2 separate regions of the Homo sapiens genome follow, and region 1 is linked to region 2. Evidence: read pairs that join two places in POLR2A ChIA-PET (ENCODE). Cell type or tissue: PC-3. All regions are shown on one strand.

Region 1 (2,500 bases), 62 kb before region 2:
AGAGACTGGGTAATTTATAATGAACAGAAATTTATTGGCATGGTTCTTGAGGCTGAGAAATCCAAGATCAAGGGGCCAGCATCTGGCAGGGGCCTTCTTGCTGTGTCATCCCATGGCAGAAGGTAGAAGGGCAAGAGAGGGTGACAGAGACAAAACAGGACCAAATGCGTCCTCTTGTGATAAGTAGCACTCTTGTGATAAGTATCACACTCTTGTGATAGGAATCCTCTTGTGATAAGTAGCACTCTTGTGATAAGTAGCACACTCTTGTGATAGGAACCCATGCTTGAGATAAAGACATTAATTCATTCACAAGGGCAGAGCCTTCATGGCTTAATCACCTCTTAAATATCTTAATTCTTAATACTGTTACAATGGCAATTAAATTTCAAGATGAATTTTGGAGGAGACATTCAAACCGTAGCACTGGTTTTGTCCTTTTACCCATTGAAAATACACTTTTAATGTCCAAAAATAGCTTTGAGACTTCATATTGTTCATACTTAAGCAAAAAATTGAATAGGGCTCTTCTCTATTTGTATTGAATCACTCTTTATATGTAGGTAAAATAAGTAATGAGAATGACAACATATTTTATTAATTTATAGAATTTAGAAAACTTATTCATGAATGTTCCTGTAACAATACTTGGAAATATTAAGGGTCTTTTACCATTTCATTATGCAAATAAGGAATTGGGCTCGAAGGACCTATGGGGTCGTCCTCATGTAAAGTGGTTAGTGAGAGGCTTTTAGGACCAAAGCTCATGTTTCCCAAAGACCTACTTCCAGAGAGAATATTCTGTAGAATAGTCCTATGAGAAATGTCACACTTCAGGTTCTTAATGACACAAGGTAAGTTTTTGTTTCCTTTTTTTTAACTTAAAATTACTTTGATTATATTAGGTATTCATTTCCTTTTCTTCAGGATTTGGAATTTAGAACTATATGTTGTCTTTAAAGTAAAGCATTTTACTTTACAGATCTGGTTAACCCTCACAGATTTACATAAATGAGGAACCTACCTGTGTGTATCTTCCACTTCTCTGCTGTGTTGATGCAGGCTGCTGAAAAAGATGACTATTTTGAGATGAACTTGGAAGATAGGTTGAGGTTGTTATGTGAAAAGCAGAATTCAAATCTATGTATGGTTACTGATTCATCCACATTTCTTCTTGAGCTATGTCTTTTGGAAGCAAAGATATGGGTGTGGTTCTACAATAAACAAAACCATGCAGAGTAGTAGAAGTGCTTTTTTTTTTTTCTTACAAGAGTAAAGATGTGGGGATATTATTGATGTCTCTCTGTGCCTCCCTCAAGACACAGCATTCTGAAGAATCCAGTTCAGTAGTTTATTAGCTTAGTAAAATCATAAAAAAATAAAAGTACTCTGAAGTATAATGATAAATATATACATTATCTTGAAATACTGGATAGACCAATAAAAGATGAAAGTATTGTTAAGGTTGAGATTCATTGCAGTTAGCTTTATTTATTTATTTATTTTTTGAGATGGAGTCTTACTCCATCACCCAGGCTGGAGCGCAATCTTGGCTCACTGCAATCTCGGCTCCCTGCAATCTCTGCCTCCCAGGTTCAAGTGATTCTTGTGCCTCAGCCTCCCAAGTAGCTGGGACTACTGGTGCCCCCCACCATCCCTGGCTAATTTTTGTGTTTTTAGTAGAGATGGGGTTTCAACATGTTGGCCAGGCTGGTCGCGAACTCCTGACCTCAGGTGATCTACCCACCTCAGCCTCCCAAAGTGCTGGGATTACAGACTTGAGCCACTGTACCCGGCCTATTGCAGTTAGCTTTTAAAATATTTCCTGGCATTTTTCTTACCTCCTTTACTGTAAATTCAACATGCTTTCCTCTTAGAATTTGAAGATAGGTTTTTAGTCCCTGCTGTTGTAGCTGTCTTAACTCTGCTAGGCTACTAACCAATTTCTTTAAGCCACCTGAGTGGTTTTTTTTGTTGTTGTTTTTTGTTGTTTGTTTGTTTTTTGTTTTTTTTTTTATGGTTTCCCTAATCTCCCTTCAGGCAATCTTTGTTGGAGTGCTATTCATTTTCTGAAGCTCTGCTTAAATCCTATCACATCCAGAACCTCTTTCCAAGTTCCTTGTGACTTCAAGTCCTTTTATCATACGCTGTTCTCCTATTATTGTTCTGTGTGTTTGTATAATAGAACTCATTCCTTTATTATGTGTTAGATATCAGTGATTGCGTCTATTACCACCAAACCACGTAAGCCTTTGGTGGGCCAGGACAATATCCTGTACATATCTGCATTCTCAAAGTAATCTCTCTAACAAATGTGCATTACATTGATTTGCATATAAATCATGTAACTTTTGAAACCAAAACCCCATCTTAAGAAGGATGAGCATATTAGGATGAATAAGTCACATTTGAAACAAGGGTGTGATGACTGATGCTCATGCATTAGGAGCACAGTAACTTCTTAATTCTTCCTGCTATTGATAATTTCAGTGTCCCAAAT
Region 2 (2,500 bases):
ATTAAACAAATGTTAAATTTTCTCAGCGAATTTCATATTTTCGTGAAATTTTTACAATGGCTTGAGCAGTTTAAGAAGAAAAAAACCTTTTTGATGCTTTGCATTTTATTTGCTGGGAAATTACCTAGGCAAAGAAACTTATTGTTCCATTTTATGAACTTTACAATTCACTTAGCTGTCAAAGTTATTTCCGGTAACCCAAGAAAGAACTTGATACCACTTTTTATGATGACAGGACTTAAAGATGACATTTATTCCAATAAGAATCGTCATTTGAAAATACTATGTTATTTCCCTCAGGTCTCTGCTCAAATTCTACTTTATTTGTGAGCTTGTCCCTGATTATTCAAAATTAAGCTCAGTCCCCGCTCTCCTCTCAATTCACTTTTCTCCTGGAGCTCTTTGTCTTTACCTTGCTGAATTTTTGGTAACACTTCTTGCTACTAGACATATTGTATGGTTAGTAAGTATAATATTTGCTTATTTCCTGTTTCTTTCCACTAGAGTATAAGCTCTTTAAGGACTAAATCTTTTCTGTCTGTTAACACTTATATTTCTAACATTGATATGGTGCCTAAGATATAGAAGGTAGTCAATAATGTGTTGAATAAATAAAAATAAATATATTAAGCATTTGTGATGTGACTTGGGCTTTATAAACTAAATTTTTCACAGGCACTTGTGTAAAAGGTAGGTTTGTAGACTGGTTTATACTCTAATATTTCATTTGTAAAATGGAATGGAAACTTATCTGTGTAGAAGAGATACTAGATGCTAGCTAGATCTGTTTGAAATCTTTTCAGAGCCAAGGTGGCTATTTAAATATGGTGGCAATACTCTGATTTTATTTCCTCATTTCCCTTTTAGTTCATGTGGCTACAGTGAAGACCCACTATGTCCTAGATCCCTTGCTAGGTGTAAGGGGTACAGCTATGAACAACACATAGATACCCTGCTTCAGTGGAGAGTAGCCTAGCTATTAAAGCAAAAATTAGGAATAAATATGATGAGTGTCTTTACAAGTAAATGCCCTTTTAAATTGAGCACATATTAGGTGCTCAAAAATCATTGTTAAATAAATCAGTAAATAAATTTGTAAAGAGGCTGTATATCAAAACTCAAATCCTGACACTTACTTCTAGAAGTCTATTTCATAGACTCACCTCTTAAAATATCTCAGTGACTAAAAGGATTTGGAGTAAATAGTCTAAAAGCATACTCATAGGTTCTAACCACAAAATACTTCCATCTTCCCACAAATTACTAAAGGAAGGAAAATTCTCATGTGAAATTAGACAAGACTGTTTCTTTCAGAAATAAAAGTATTCAGGAATGTGTTTGTCCGTTGCCCTATCACCACAATCCAGGGCAGTGTCTGGCATGGAGAAGACAGAAAACGCATTTTTGTTGAATCAAACTGAAGGAATATAAGGAGGGAAAAAGATTTTAGTTCTATGGCCAAAAAGATTTCTAGAATATCACAATACAGACATTTTTAGCTAACTATTAATTTATTTCATCTTCCTTTGCTTCAAGGTCACATATGCTCATATAATTTATAACTGCTGCAGGCAGAACCATTAAGAGAGCACAATTTCAAACAAGTGTAAGCCACATGAGGGCATAAACTTTATATTACGGTAAACCTCCCACCACACAGTCTTTAATGTAGCTGCATAATATGTGTATTTGGTAAATGGCTGAATTATAATCCAACCTCTTCCCCTAAATCTTAACATGGATGAAGTTTAAATGGATGTATGATACAGATAAGTTGCTCTTCAATTCCTAATTTGAAAATGATTTCCTAAATCATACACTATAACTTGTCCCTTTTGAAATCAAATAGGTGATTTACAAAAGTAAATGTCACCTAGTACCTAGTAGCTTTTGCACGTAAAAGAGAGATTTTAAAAGATGAGAAAAAAGGAAATTTGACATAAAATTATTATTTTATTTACACCATTTTCTCTTCATTTCTGAATAATTCAAGGAATGTCCCAGAATCATCTCTCAAAATAGAAGCTTGAAAAATCCTCATTGAAAAATCAGTTTTCAAACATTTTACATATTTCATATTGAAAAACATGGATTTTCAGATTTCTTTAGCAAATCATTTATGGGCTGGGCCCCTTTTAGTGAAATGTAAGGAGTTTTTCCTGCCAATTTATAAAAGCATAGAAAAACAGGCTGAAGACACAGCTGACAGCCTTTCGGCTTTAGTATCGCTAGCCATCTGTTTTCTATAAGGTAGTTGTTTTTTCTTGTTAAGTTCCCCGTGTGAAATGTTTTTCTTTTTTTTTTTATTTTTGGTTTGTGAATTCTACCCAGTGATAAAACTCACCAGGGGACCATAAAGGCACAAATGGAATCTGGGAGAACTTTGAGACTTCTTATATTCACACCAGAATCTCACTTTACTAATCTAAATCAGAGACTTTTTTCCATGGAGATTTGTTACCGAAATACCAGAGTCCTAATTGATTAAAGCAATTTTAAT

Evidence for each region. ChIA-PET counts read pairs that join two places held together with the same protein. Peaks named below come from ENCODE experiments on the same cell type or tissue, not always from the same donor. Only the 100,000 strongest peaks of a DNase experiment are listed, where the experiment ranks them.
Region 1: POLR2A ChIA-PET joins it to region 2 with 6 read pairs; 1 of 35 experiments calls an interaction of 5 or more read pairs at or near these places.

The regions. Positions count from the first base shown.
Region 1 is chr2:189,190,657-189,193,156 of GRCh38, reverse strand. It overlaps a transcript of COL5A2 not described here. Among named protein-coding and RNA genes, the nearest start is that of COL5A2, 12 kb to the right of the region's middle. In PC-3, no CTCF peak of the experiment used is centred here; a DNase peak (open chromatin) is centred at 1,136; H3K27ac peaks cover 982 bases.
Region 2 is chr2:189,128,954-189,131,453 of GRCh38, reverse strand. All of the region lies in intron 1 of COL5A2 (collagen type V alpha 2 chain), which reads left to right. Among named protein-coding and RNA genes, the nearest start is that of MIR3129, 2.9 kb to the left of the region's middle. In PC-3, no CTCF peak of the experiment used is centred here; a DNase peak (open chromatin) is centred at 1,273; H3K27ac peaks cover 2,500 bases.